Linked DNA regions of Mus musculus: region 2 is linked to region 1. Evidence: chromatin contacts called from ENCODE Hi-C or POLR2A ChIA-PET data. All regions are on one chromosome and are shown on one strand. The core of a region is the stretch at or near the end of the contact, and the rest is flanking DNA. Distances in the headings are between cores, read along the strand shown.

The links. Hi-C counts contacts between places; a loop is a spot of excess contacts on that map. ChIA-PET counts read pairs that join two places held with the same protein, here RNA polymerase II (POLR2A).
Region 2: POLR2A ChIA-PET joins it to region 1 with 52 read pairs in Patski. The contact joins two enhancer-like sites. A Hi-C loop is called at or near these places in 3 of 37 maps with a recorded cell type or tissue (Patski and left cerebral cortex). POLR2A ChIA-PET finds 5 or more read pairs at or near these places in 1 of 5 experiments (Patski).

Annotation. Positions count from the first base shown.
Region 1 is chr3:101,524,015-101,531,308 of GRCm38, reverse strand. All of the region lies in intron 1 of Gm33162 (a long non-coding RNA gene), which reads left to right. Among named protein-coding and RNA genes, the nearest start is that of Gm33162, 9.2 kb to the left of the region's middle. Within about 2 kb of position 2,973, at least 1 of the 3 ENCODE cell types and tissues checked has a DNase peak (open chromatin) inside an H3K27ac peak, as active enhancers do.
Region 2 is chr3:101,569,064-101,576,357 of GRCm38, reverse strand. It overlaps Atp1a1 (ATPase, Na+/K+ transporting, alpha 1 polypeptide), which reads left to right. Exons shown (of 23, transcript NM_144900.2): 23 at 1-139. Among named protein-coding and RNA genes, the nearest start is that of Atp1a1, 32 kb to the left of the region's middle. Within about 2 kb of position 4,082, at least 1 of the 3 ENCODE cell types and tissues checked has a DNase peak (open chromatin) inside an H3K27ac peak, as active enhancers do.

The DNA.
Region 1 (7,294 bases), core at 1,724-4,223:
ACCAGTGGGCTAGTTCTGTATGAATGTTCCTTTGTCACTCTCATCGAGTGACAAAGTATCTCCAAGTGATAGGCTAGCAGCCAATTAAGTTAAATAAATATGTGCTTTAAAAGCAGAACGCTTCAAACACTCGCCAGCTGCAACAGGATGGAACTGGGAGGTCTGATTGAACAGGCTCGGCGAATGAAATCTTTACAGACCTCAGCAGAAATAAATGCACAGATTTTCAGTTTTTAAAGAAAACGCACACGCGGCTGTTTGAAACCCACCCAGTGAATACTCGCTGCTTCTGAGCTGGACAGTGCTTGGGTACCAAATGCGGAGAAGAAAGCTTTGTGAGAGGAAAAAGCAAGCTGCACCTGGTATGCCCAGCCACATCTCCGATGGAACAGAGAATGCCTGTGGGTTCCAGGAAGAATGCCGACAAGTACCACAGATGAGCTTCTGTTGAATGTATTACACTCCAAATATTACATAGGGAATACGTATCAAAATGTTGTCTTTTTATCTGAAATTCAAGTATAACTGGGCATGTTGTGGTCTTTGTTGCTAAACAGTGACTTTGAATTCAAGATGGATAAGGAACCCCCATAACCCAGGAGTGGAGAAGTGATTAGCAGAAGAGAATCCTCAGGGCTGGGTATGGGGTTCAGTTGGGGGGAGTGCTGGCCCAGTGTGCCCAAGACTGTAGGTTTGATCCCCGGCACTGTATATGGGCACACACCTAGAATCAGTACCCAGCAAGGTGAGACCAGAAAGATCAGGAGTTCCAGATCATATGTGGAGACTTGGTGGCAAGCCTGGGATAAGTGAGTCCAGGTCTCCAAGACCAGAATGCTCTCCTGCGGTGTCTCTGGTATGAAGGTGGGTTAGATGGAAATTCAAGCCTTTGGGATTTTTGGGTTTTTTTTTTAATGGCACAGGGTGGGGCAGAGCTGATTGGGAGGGTTACTGGCAAAGTCACAAAGCACAGAATTGTCAGTCTCTGGCTGTGTTCTGCAGGCCCGAGAGCCGTTACAGGTAATGGAGAGGGCCCACAGGGAACAAAGGCCACACAGCAGGCTCTTCAATTCTTCTCTGCAAACAGAAGAGAGCCAGTAGGTCATAGTAGTCGTCACCATCAGAAGGACCTACTATGCGCCAAACACTTTACAACAAAGTCACACAGAAGCCTCAACAGTATCCCTTCCAAACAGGCATGATTAGTATCTCCTTGTGGGCAGGGAAACTAAAGGTCAGAGGTCAACTAGTTTACCCAGCATTATACTAAGGCTTGCATGCCACAGAGCTGGGTCCTAACCCTGTGCCCTTTGCAATTTTTTGCTCTCTCCCTGCCTGTCATTTGATTCTAGGCAGGTAGAATCTTGCCAGAACTGCAGGTGATCCCATTTGCCTCTGCTTAGCCTCCTCTTGTGGTACAGAGCCTCATCTGTGATTACTGGAGATTTTTCTTTTCTTGCAGGAACATAGCTGCGGTCATGATGAAGTCAGTAGAAAATGGGTTTTGTAGTTTAGAAACTCCCTTTATGGTCAACCCCAGGATATCCAGTTTTGCATAAAACAACAGATCACTGGAAAAAAAATTTTTAAAGAAAACTAATAAATACTCCCTTTAGAAAACAAGACAAGGAGGTGGGTGGAACCCGTGGACTCTTTAGACGGGTCTCATCGTCCCAGTCATGGCAGCATTGACAGCGGGTTTTCTCAGCTGACCCAGGAGAGCCCTGTTGGTTGTTGTTTCCCCATAAGGGCATAAACTGTGAGGACAGAAGATAAAAGTGAGCCATGAGGGCTGCCAAGCCCATGCAAGAAGCAAGGAGGCTGCACTTAGAAAGTGCTCCGGGCTGGCTATGTGCCCCCAAAGCCCATGTGTTAAAAACCTAATCCTGAAATTCCGGGTTTGGGCAGCAGCTCAGCGGTGGAGTGCCTGCCTCTGCAGCACAATTCCCTGGAGTCAATCCCCAGCGCTGCCAAGGAAACAAAGGGCAAACAGCAAACAATCCCGAATCAAAAACAACCAAAGCACCTCATTCATCCTCAAATTCATGGGCTAGGGAGACTTCTAGTAAGACTTTACTTTCAATTTGTTTTTATTTTATTTTATTTTTTTTAATGGATTAAAAAAATACTCTAGAGGCTAGAGAGATGGTTTAGTAGTTTAGAGCACTGCCTGCTCTTGCAGAGGACCCAGATTCAATTTGCAGTACCCACATGGTGGCTTATATCTAACTGTCTATAACTCCAGTTCCGGGGGATCCAACCTGTCTTCTGACCTCCACGGGAACCAAGCATGAATGCAGTGCACATACATGTTGTGTACAGGCAGGAACTGGCACACAGACATATTTCTAAACAAAAATAAATCAATCCTTTAAACGGATACCCTATTATTGGGGCAATCTGACCTAGACCTTTTAACCACTCCCATGGTTTGTTTGTGGTAAAAATACATAGAACATAACATTTGCCACTTAGCCATTTTTATGGTACGGGGCAAAGGTCTTAAATCACGGATACTCAGTGATCCTCGCCAGCCTCAGCCAGCTGTAATTGTAGAGGAGCACAAAGGGGCATGCGTGTGTTCATCCCCTGCCTCTTACAATGCCCAATGCCCTCTCCTTAGGGAGACTGAGCTGCTGCCTTGGCTCCCCCTACCCCCCCACCCCCCCTCCCCGAGCACACTGCACGGGGGGGGGGGGGGGTGTCTGCCTCTTTATTCTTCCATTTCACTCTCTGCTCTGTAAGCAACACTCTTCTTCAGGGAGGCCATCCCAGCCCTTACCCCAGGAAGTCCCCACTGGCTGCTCCCACACCCATTCTCCCCACTGGCCTCTCTCCTTTCTCGAGGTTTGTTCCCCTGTGAATCAGCAAACTTCCTGGGATCCCTTCCCCTGGCACAAGGCCGGGCTGGCTTCTGACTCTGGGATCTGCAGGCACTTGTTTTATTCCCTAGCTTGGGTCTGAGTGTCAGCTGGAGAGCTGTTTACATGTCTGTGGCCCCTAGAGACTTGTTTGCACAGGGCACTTACCTAAGTGGAGCTGGTTCCAAGCCCAGAGGCCCCTAGAGCCCTTCCAGACCTCCTCAGCAAGGGTGTAATTAGGGACTGAGGACAGTTGTTGCTTAAGTAGTTTTATACTTTCCAAAAACAGTTCTTCCGGCTTACTACCAAGCTTCAGGGCCCTTGTCTATCATTGGAGTCTCAAGCCTGAGGTCTCCAGTAATGTGACTTGCTCCAGTTTTAGAGTAAATGGCACAGTCTAGAGTGGTCCCATTATTCATGGTCTCAGGCCAAACCCAGTGACATGCATGCCCTAATCACAAAGCCTGCATCTCTACCAGGCCCTTCTTTTTCTTATCATGGTGTGGGAATAAAGTTGAGCTTCCTTCATATCTGCATTTGTTTTGGTTTTTTTTTTTTTTCAGGGACCCTTAATTGTGTGACACAAGGCTGTTCATTTTCAAAGGCTGAACAGAATTATAGTTCTGCTTCTTGCTTCCCTTCCCTCCCCTCCCCTTCCCTCCCCTCCCCTCCCCCTTCCTTCCTTCCTTCCTTCCTTTCTTTCTTTCTTTCTTTCTTTCTTTCTTTCTCTCTCTCTCTCTCTCTCTCTCTCTCTCTCTCTCTCTCTTTCTTTTGACAGGGTCTTATTATACATCTCAGCTTGCCCTAGAATTCGAAATCTTCCTGTCTCAGCCTTCCAAGTACTGGGATACTAGGTGTGTACCACCGTGCTAAGCTATTTCTGAATTATATTGCATGATCTAGTACCTTCTTCACGTTAAGGGAAAGCAGTCTAGCACAGAGCATTCTTTGGGGTAAAGTCGGGTGTGTACAATGCTCATAACACTTATCACATAACATTAAGAGATTCTCTCTACACGTGATGGTGACGGTGGTGGTAGGGATGAAGACGTCGATGGTGACAGTAATGAGGGGGTGTTTGTAGTGCCTGTGACAATGTTGAGGTGGTGGGGTGCAATGGTAGGGAGGAACCTGCCGAAGATGAGGAGGAGGGAGGAAGGGGGGTTGTAAGGGGAGGCACATTCGACCATTATAAGTGCTCTTGATCAGTAGCCCTTATCAGCTTGAAAGATCCACCATATAACCCCTCCTTTCACTGACTGTCCCATGAGCATACTTTAGAAGCATTGGAAACCCCGTGGGTTTTGTAGATAATGGTGGGGGTCTGAATTGAGAAAATGCAGAGCTTTCTCACAGAGCTTTGGGGTAAGATACCTGTAGAGGTTTTTACCTACCTGGTGTTTTTAGCTCACCTTGGAACTCTTTATATGGGGACGGAAGTGGGGGTGGGGATACAAAACAAAACAAAACAACACGATGAGAATTACAGGTTGCACCCAGAAGCTGCGTGAGGAGAAAAATCACGTGGACGGCAGATCAAACTTCAGGCTTCTGTTTCCTGGTAACCTGGACTCCTGGAGTCCGCTTTCCTCCTCTTCCACAGGAGAATATTACCTTGACTTGAGCAGCTGGGGCAGGTCAGAGAGCCTGGCACAAGGGTCATTTTGAAGGAACGCCAGCTTCTTTGGAACTCGTACCACTCCCAGCACAAAGTCCAGTGAGACTATGCTGCCTGGGGCAGTTTCAAATACTCATGTCTCCAGTGGTCACGTCCTGCCCTGACTGCTTTTCATGAGCCCCGGGATTGCTTATAAGAACGCGTTTTGCAGGCTGGAGAGATGGCTCAGTGGTTAGGAGAGCATATTGGCATATTGTTATTGCAAAGGAACAGAGTTTGATTCCCAGCTTCTACAAAAGTGAGCTCACAACTGCCTGGAACTCCAGCTCCAGGGGAGCTGACTCCCCTTTCACCTCTCACACATATACACACTCACACACATACACACAAACACAGAAAAAAAAAACTTAAAGAATCTCATGGGGAAGTAGACAGATAGCTCAGTGGTGATGAGCACTTGAGTTTGGCTCCCAGCACCCAGGTCAGGAAGCTAACAGCCACCTGTAATTCTAGCTCCATGAGATCCAGCCCCCTCTGCTGGTCTCCAGAGGTGTCCCCCCACCCCACCCCCCATCAGTCAATAGTAAAAGTGTATATATATATTTTTTGTTGTTGTTGTTGTTTTTTTGTTTGTTTGTTTTTGAGACAGGGTTTCTCTATAAAGCCCTGGCTGTCCTGGAACTCACTCTGTAGACCAGGCTGGCCTCAAACTCAGAAATCCGCCTGCCTCTGCCTCCCAAGTGCTGGGATTAAAGGCGTGCGCCACCACGCCCGGCTAAGTATATCTTTTTTTAAAAGAAGCTTTATGATTCTTAGCACTTAAGATATCAAAGCTTTAGGCATGTGAGGAACTGAGAGGAAGGGAGGGAGGGAGAGAGAGAGAGAGAGAGAGAGAGAGAGAAGAACTCAATTGGTTGAATTCCCATGGAGTGGATGGACATTCTGGTGGACTTCATCATGCAAAATGATTCTATAACTTTTTTAGACTGTCAGAATTGTTTTTTGTGGTGGTGGTTGTTGTTTTGCTTGCTTGCTTGTTTGTTTGTTTGTTTGTTTAATCTGGCCCCAGTTCTTTCTTATACCAATCCGTAATCCCCATGTATGCCCTCTGGTACCTGAATAAAACATTGAGATTCCGCTACTTGGATTTGGCCTGCTGCAATATTTATAGACCATAGTCACGCCTTCACATAGTCATTCATATGCATAGCACATTTTCTTTATATATGGGTCCTATTCATTTTTAGTAATTATTTGGGAATTCTGTACAATGTACCTAGATCACACTCACTTCCTATTCCTCCCCGGTCCACCATCCCATCCTCACACACCCTCCCCGCCCCACAACAAAAAAAGAAAACAAAAAACTCCACCAAGTCTAATTTATATTGCCCATATACTCACTGGAGCATGGTCAAACGCCCAGTAGGTCAACCCCTTAAAGAAAACCGTCCTTCCCACCCCCACCGGAAGCCATCAACTGAAGAGCTACGCATCAGCATCCTTAACACAATTTTTAAGAATACTGCTCAATAGCTTCCAGTGTGGACCATTTCTTTTGGGGAGGGTGGGGTGTGTCACAGGAGCCTTCAATGTCCCTCATTCTCCTTTATGAGTCTGCAGTCATCGATGCCACTTCAAAAGAAGCTCCCTTGCCCATAGCAGCTGGTGGAAGCACGGACCATGGACTTCCATATGGTTTCTGGTGGCAGCACGAGTCACGGCCATCAACCTGATCCTTGGTGGCAGCACGGATCACAGCCATCAACAGGCCTTCCACTGGCAACCCAGACCACAGATGGCCTCTGGCAGCAACGTGGATCCGATCCTATTTAATTCACCTATTTACTCTAATCTTTCCAACCAGATGTAGCCTTGAGATGGCGAAGTTCTCCTAAAAGGCTTGTGACCAGAGAGCATTCTTGGTCCTGTAGCCTGCAGTGTGTGTGTGATCCAGGCTCTGGATTCTAGGGTACAGGGACCCCAGGATGTATCCTTGAACAGCTCCCACCCTCAGATTTTAGAGGCACAGCTGTACAGCACAGCAGGCATGGGGACGTTCATCTGGAGCTCTAGGATATCTGTTTCCTAGGCTTCCGTTGTGTTCAGGCTCCTTCCTGTGATGGCATCAGGAATCCTGATAACAGGACCTTCAGTGAAATATGCACCAAAGAGCGCTAAGCACATCCCCAGAGACAGAACTGCCTGTTTGTCCCCGGAAGGCTGTCCCATTTCCTGGCTCTTCAGGCTTCCGGTTCTGGCAAAGGGACAAAGTTGTAAAGGGTCAGTTGCTCTGCCACCCTTATGTGCTTAGACACTGGCAATTTTGCATCGGGAATTGATTATTGTTCTTGCCTCTTTTGTAGGACAAGGGGCCAGTTAATAACAATGAAGATAATTCCTTACACTTCTGTGGTGTTTGTGGTTTTTTTTTTTAATGTTGTCTGAGATTCAAGTCTCTCTCTTGAGGTAAGCATACCAGGTCTTACTGTTGACACTGAAAAAAGGCCCAGAGAGAGTAAATAACGTGACCAGAGATATATAAACCAGAGATATATAAAAAGTAAAGAGATGTCTTATTGGCTTTTTCCTAAGATCATGCACAGGATCTGTTTCTTTCCTCTCTCTCTCTTTCTCTCTTTTTTTTTTTCCAAGACAGGGTTTCTCTATATAACCCAGGCTGTCCTGGAACTCACTTTGTAGACCAGGCTGGCCTTGAACTCAGAAATCCGCCTGCCTCTGCCTCCCGAGTGCTGGGATTAAAGGCGTGTGCCACCACGCCCGGCTCAGGATCTGTTTCTTACTAGGACTTCTA
Region 2 (7,294 bases), core at 2,833-5,332, 44 kb before region 1:
ACCGTGTACGGGGACGACAGCGGGCAAGGTTTATACGTGCCTTTTTGTTTTTGTAAAAAAGGAAAACCTGGAAAGACTGAAAGATTACGTTTTATATCTGGATTTTTACAAATAAAGATGGCTATTATAACGGAATTTGCTTTTGAGTCCTTGTCGTTTCTTGTGGCAGAGGTTGAATGTGACAAGCTGTGCGGTGTTTCCAGGTGGATCCCAGGCCGTCAGCTCTGAAGCATCTCCTGGGCCTTGTTAGGAAAGGCAGCCCAGCCCTGACAAGGCTGTCAGCTGCGTTAATAAGCTCCCCAGGTGACTGACACCCACATCTGAGAGCCAGGGGCCAAGAGGAAACTGTTCCCATTCTTCTGGTCCACGAGCTCCCCTGACCCACTTTCCTGGACAGTGCCCTGGTTCCCGCAGCCACCGCCCCACCTGTTCCTTGGCTCTGGGCTTCTTTGAAGAACCCTTCACCTAGGTGAATTCCTGACCTCAGCCAAGGCCTATGCAAATCTCAGTCCCTCAGGCCTTCCTTCCTGCTTGCTCTCCAAATCCAGCCCACTCCAAGTGCCTCAGAGCCCGTTTGTCTAAATGGGAAAGTCTACGTGGCTGTCAGACATGTGTGGTCTGGTACTCCGTCCATAAATCCTTCCCTAAGTTAGTGCCACCAGCAGCAGTTCCAGGAAGTGGTTACAGGCCAGGAGGCCTTGAAAAGATGAAAGGTTCCATGTGCTTCCAGGTCTCGGTGGAGGAGCATGCACTGCAATCAGGGGCCTTCAGTGCTAGGAAGGGCTGTTAACCATGGCTCTCATTGCCTCTCCTGAGGGAAGTATAACGAGCTGTGGTCACCTCTGGTGCCAAATAGTGACCTTCATCCACCAGATGATCTGTGTGTGTGTCTGAGAAGTCTAGCCCATCAATCCTGTTCCTCTGTTGCTCTGACGTGGGTGAGGGGAGCAAATGTCACATGCCCCCTTAATAGCCATCGTTCATCTCCTGCCTTGGGCTCTTTACTGATCAATGCATGCAAACAAGTCATCTTCTACAAGAAGTGTCTCAAAGCAACATCGAAACTGGGAGGAAAGAAGAGCCCCTGGGATTAGAAGGCTCCCACCAAGGCTGAGGAGACTCTAGGGTATCCTCTTGGGGAGACGTCCCAGTGAACTTAGACCACCACAAGCCTGTTTGTCCCAACCATGACACTTTGTTCATTTTCTGTCACTCCTGCGTGTTATCCAGTGACAACACACTATGATGAAGGTCAGGGGTGTTTACAGACAAGGAATTGACTCAGCCTGATACCTTAGGCCCTCCCTGGAAGGACAGCTTGCTGCCAGTCAGAGCCCCTCCACTGTTCTAATCTGGGAAGCACCTCAGAGAGAGGAGGGCTTCTGAGGCTCCACCCCCTTGTCCACCAGGACATTTCTGCCCTTTTCTGTTTAGTGATTGTTCATCATTGGATAAGGGGTAGGTAGTCAAATACTGAATGTAGAAAAAGAAGCTAAGTAGCCAGAGGTTCAGGGCAAGCTATTGCCAAAACCAAGTCTCCTAGTGGCTGGGGCTTCCCACCCTGGTGACTAGGCTCTAACTCCTCCCTACACTAAAGCTGCATGAGCCTATGAGGAATCTCTCTGACCCCTCATAGTAACAGTGCCTAAGATGAGGTCAGTGACCAGCCAACTGTCTGTGCCCTACAGATGCGCATCTGAGCCTGCCCTGACCGCCCTCTTGAGTGCTCCCCAAGGCTTTGGCCTGTACACTGCTTGCTTTACTGGTCCTTGCAGCATTTGAAAGTGAGTCTTGTTGGCCCTGTACATCCTGAGTTCCCACCCCTCCCTGTGGCCATCTCACACTTTCTCTGGGCCATAAATGAGGGCCCCAAGAGAACCATGACTTCTTTCCTTGCTCACTTCCCAATTGGAACACTTATTCCTCCATTCCCCGCCCCCCTCCCTCTTGACAGCAGCCCCCTGAAACCATGTATCTGAAATCAATTGAGCAGACTATCCAGCCATGGTCACTCCTTAGTCCTTCCTGGCCTCAGCAGCACACACGCCACCTGCCATACCACTTCCAGAACACCTCCTGTCCTGCAGCCATCTCGGCTCACTCAAGCCCCTCATTTCTCACGGCTCCTTGCTCCTTGGTCCTCACAAGAATAGCTTCCTGTCCTTCTTTCCCCTGGCTCTGTATTCCTGCTGGGGTCATCTCCACCTTTAATCTGATCGTTCCTCCCTAAATCCACTTGCATCTTGGACATCTTCACGTATTCGGAAATTAGGCGCTTTACCTAAGAGGCAAACCTATTTAAGTACCTGCAAAATGAACAAAATCTGGGCTGTGATGCATCCATCTCCTGTTGCCCAAGCCAAAAACTTGGAACTATAGAGACCTCTAACCATGCTGTGACAATCACCAGGATGTGGGCGCCGACAAGGCAGCCGTGAGCACGGACAAGGCGGCTGAGGTCAGAGGCTTGGTGTTTTCTGATAGCCCAGATTCAAGCACAGCTATTTAGTAATTGAATGACTTCTAACTCATTTTTATATCTATATGTGTGAGTGTGTGTATATGTGTGTATATACTATATAATTATACTATATATCGTAATTATATATATTACATAATTACATATATATATACACATAATTACAGTATATACTATAGAAAATTGCACAATGCCTATGCAGCTATAATTTTTAAGTGTATGCTCATTGGTACCACTGCTTCCCAGGGGGAAGAGCTTAGCCTATCTGATCTGTGCCCAGGTTGCCACCAGCCTGTGACTTAGGGTCCCTCTATCTCAACACTGAAGTTTGAAATCAGAGAGTTGAAGAACAAGCAGGTGTCTAGAACTAGATACAGAGTTAGAGTGGGGGACCATGTCAAAGTCATGAAGAAGTCAAGCTCCTCTAAGAAGTACAGAGGCATCAGTAAGGGCACTGGACCCCGGGCTGACCTGGGTTCCGAAGCATTGTCGTTGATCTGGGTATCTCAGGATCTTATAAGAGTCCCTCTCTCCCCAGTGAGGATGGGATGGCCTGTCAGATCGCTGACTTGTGCCTCATACACAGTTCCCAATGTGTTATGTAGTCACCTTCCACTGTGAACCCTGCTCAGCTCAGTGCCTCACAAAGGACGAGTCATACAGCGGCCAGAACTCCACTCAAAGAGAAGGGCAGAGACCTTACTCAGAGTGCCATGTAGCTCAGAAGGGAAAACAAAGGGCAAATCCGGGAGAGGGCTCACACTTTCCCCCAAACCACTCTGAGTCCCCTGAGGGGTACACACAGCATGCTGTGATGTTCACAGGGGCAGGGCCTCCTGTTGGACACACACACCCTATGGGAAAGGTTCCCTCCCCTGTGCATCTGGAGGTGGGGGCATCTCTGGGTAGGCATCGAGGTATTGGCTCCTCAGCTTTCCGTCTAGGCAATTCACGGGCTCTACAAGCCTCTCTCCCTGACAGGCCATTACACACTCCTCACAAGGTTGCTGCAAAGATCAAATAACCTGCAGAGAGGGCTTGGCAAGTGCCTGGGCCTTCCTAAGAGTTAGATAAAAGTTCCCCCAGCCCCGTTTCACTGAATATAAAACTAGGGAAAGTTTGCTGTTTCTACTTAGTGGAACTCAATACCTACCAATCACATTTATCACAAGCCGGGCAATGGTCTAAGCAAAACAAACAACAACGTGAAGTTCAGAGCTGTGAGGTGACGTGCCCAGTGCCTTGCCACTGACAAGTGACAGAAGGTGACACATCCACCTCCCAACCCATACCCAGGACACTCGGGCATGGCACGTGGGATGCTAATGCTTTGTCTCTAGCATATGAGATGCTTGGAAAGTTTTGACCATGTGGTAGAGAGCCAGGGCTGAAGCCAAGGACCAGAGAAGGGCAGTGCTTTTATGAGGGACAAAGAACAGGGGAGGTTGGAGCTGGCATTAAGACCGGAGCACAGCAAGTTTCTTGGAAACTGAGCACAGCCTGTTGAACAGTTATTCACATGAATTTGCCCCCAGGGCCTGAGTAACCAGGCTGCAACTTGTGTAACCGGGAAGCGTGAAGGCAGGCAGTTATGATCGGAGCAGCTCGGCCTGCCTCTCCCATTGGACCCCAGGGCAGTCAGTCTGGGACAGGCTTTCCCAGAGAAGGTGGCAGATCTGGTTCCTCCTACAGGTTGCAGAGGATAGCTTCTGGGCTTCAGCATTGCAAACTGGTCCCTAGAAGTCAATTTTTGTTCTGTCCTTGCCGAGGCTTGTGATGGTGGGTTTTTGTTTTGTTTTGTTGTTTTTTTAAACACTGTGGATTTCAGACCAGCTTTTCTGAAAGACAGAGGTCCCTTCCTCCTCCCTCTGGCCTGTCCCCTCTGCTCTCCCTTCCCTTCTCTTTCTACACTGGGGCTCTGACTCAGTGCAGTTAATCTGTGTGTAGGAAAGCAGAAATGTCTAAAGAGCCTGCTCAGTATGCGAGGAATCCTTTTATAGTATGAATAATGGCTCCATTAAAAACCTACGGCAAGGTTTAAAACTTTTCCTGGCGTGACAGACAGGAAGGGCATGGGTGCCACCCTGTTGCCCTGGGAACACACACACCCCCACTTACTATAGTAAGAGGCTTCTCTGGGGTGTCTCCCCCACCAGAGCAGACAGCGAAAGCCTCGAAGCCAGCTCTTCACCCCGTGTGTGTGTGTGTGTGTGTGTGTGTGTGTGTGTGTGTGCATGTATGTGTGTGTGTGTGCATCCCCAGGCCATCTGCTTCCATTCCAGAGCACTGGCACCCACAAAGGAGGGAAGCCAACACCCACTGAGCAGCTAATCCTGCCTGCAGCAGGCCGTGGTATTTTGGCCCGTGGTGGTTTATTGTGTCAAATCCCATGGAACTGATGCAAGTGGACCTCCACAGTGAGAAACTCAAGTCTGGAAAGGCTAGTGACTTGAGTAGATGGAAAGTATTGAGTGCTGTCTATAAAACATGTTTTTGACATAGGCTCCGTGGGCATGGATGTAAAAACATCTCAAATCACCATTGGTCATTTTACCCCAGCACGCTCACCCTACATCTGAACTCTCCTACACTCTAACATAGCACCAGTACTTGTAGGTTCTTCCAGCTGAAGATCTGCCCAAGGTGTGCTTGTTCCCAGACAGCAGTGAGGCTGGCAACCAGACAGTCGCTTGCTTAGTAAGTCTCATCCCTGTTCTTCTGTAGCAGCCGGCTGAATCACACTTCCCAACCTCCTGGAGGTTCAGTCAAGGGACTCTTGGAGGCAATGGGATGTGAGCTAGCCTAACACATGCATCTCTCCTCTGCTCAACCACAAGCCCTTAGTGCAGATTTGAATTAAAACGAGCCCCATAGGCTCAGAGGGAGTGAGTGGCATTACTAGGAGGTGTGGCCTTGATGGTGTGGGTGTGGCTTTGTTGAAGGAAGTGTGTCACTGGGGGGAGGGGGCAGACTTTGAGGTTTCAAATGCTCAAGTCACGCCCAGTGGCTGACTCTTCCTGCTGCCTGCCAATTCAGATATAGAACTCTCAGCTACCTCTCCAGCTTGTCTGCTTGCCTACCTGCCTGCCTGCCTGCCTGCCTGCCTGCCTGCCACCATGCTCATCACCATAACAATAATGTGTAGCCACCAGCAGCCAAGAGAACTGGGTTCCTGAAAGGAAAGCTGGGGGTGGTTGGGAAGGATGGACAAGAAAAAAATGAGACCGAGACAAAGTTTCTGATCAAAGCCAGATGCTTAATTCTTAAAGCCGAATATAAAGGGGGGAACCACCCCCCATCCACCACCACCCTCACCACCTCCACCACCCCCACTCCCCCCACCACCCCCACACACACAAGTTGCCCAGATCTTGACAGGAAAACAAGCACAGCTGCTCAGCAGGTAGTGGTTTCTTGCAGGAAGCTGCAGACAAGGCAGGACAATAGACTCCACCCTAGGTGGGCTAGTCCAACTGTGCAAAACAAGGTCTGATTTAGCCCGCTTAAGGGCACAATAATGGACTAAGCCTGTGGACTACAGCCCCAACTAAGTGCCTTTCTTTATAAGAGTTGCTATGGTCATGGTGTCTTTTCACAGCAATAGAAACCCTGCCTAAGACGCCCTTTCACACAAAACAAGTCTCCCTCTGTCTTGAGAGGATCATCTCATATTTCCACGTAACTGTACAAAACATATTATTGTGGCTCATGGTTTCAGGGTTCCAGTTCCCAATTGACTCCATTGCTCTGGGCCAGAGGTCAAGGTGTGTTCTTATCACACAGAGGGAACTGCTTAGTATCAAACCAGCCTTCCTCAGCTGACAAGATACAGATTGAGCTAGATGCAGGGCAACATATACCCCCTGAAAATATATCCTCTGTCACCTATTTCTTCAATTAGGTCCCATGTCTGGAAGTTTTCACCGCCTCTCCAGAACACCACCATATTCCAAATCCATTGGCAGATTAGTTGACTGATGAAGGCAGAGTCCTCGGGTCTGGATCTTAGTGACTGGATCCATCAGCTATGGACCTCATCTTCAACCCCTGTACCTTTAGAATGATGCTTACGTCACAAAACCCAATAGCTGAGTGGTGGGGTAAACAGCGGTGCTCTTTAGCACAGGTTCCTCTTTGACTGTACCCTGAAACCACACAGAGAAATTTAGCCTTGAAAAGTGGAAGCCAGGCATCATACTATTAACACTCCCAAGCCGGGCGGTGGTGGCACACGCCTTTAAAATCCCAGCACTTGGGAGGCAGAGGCAGTCGGATTTCTGAGTTCAAGGCCAGACTGGTCTACAAAGTGAGTTCCAGGACAGCCAGGGCTACACAGAGAAACCCTGTCTCGAAAAAACAAGAAAACAAACAAACTAACTATTAACACTCCCAGGGGACTGCAGCTAATGTAAAGCTAATGTTAAGAGCCTTTGCCTCAAGGCAATGCTCTCAAAACTGTATCTAATCTTCCAGTATCAGCACCAGCTGTGGATTTGCTAGAAAATGTACATTCTTAGCTATGTGTGATGGTGAACACCTGCAATTCCAGAACTTAGGCAGCTGAGGCAGGAGAATTGCATATTTAAAGCTCTCTATCATGAGCTATATAGGAAGTTCAAGATGCAGCCTGTGCTACATCCTGAGACCTTGGCAAGGAAGGGAAGGTGGAAGAGACAGGAAAGGAGAGGGGAGAGTAATGGGAGGGGGGAGGAGGGAGGGAGGCAGGGAGGGAAACTTCCTCTAAGCTCTCCAAGTGAGTCCAGCACTCCTGGAAGTCTGCAAGCCAGCAAACTTCACCTTGGTAACGCAAAACTG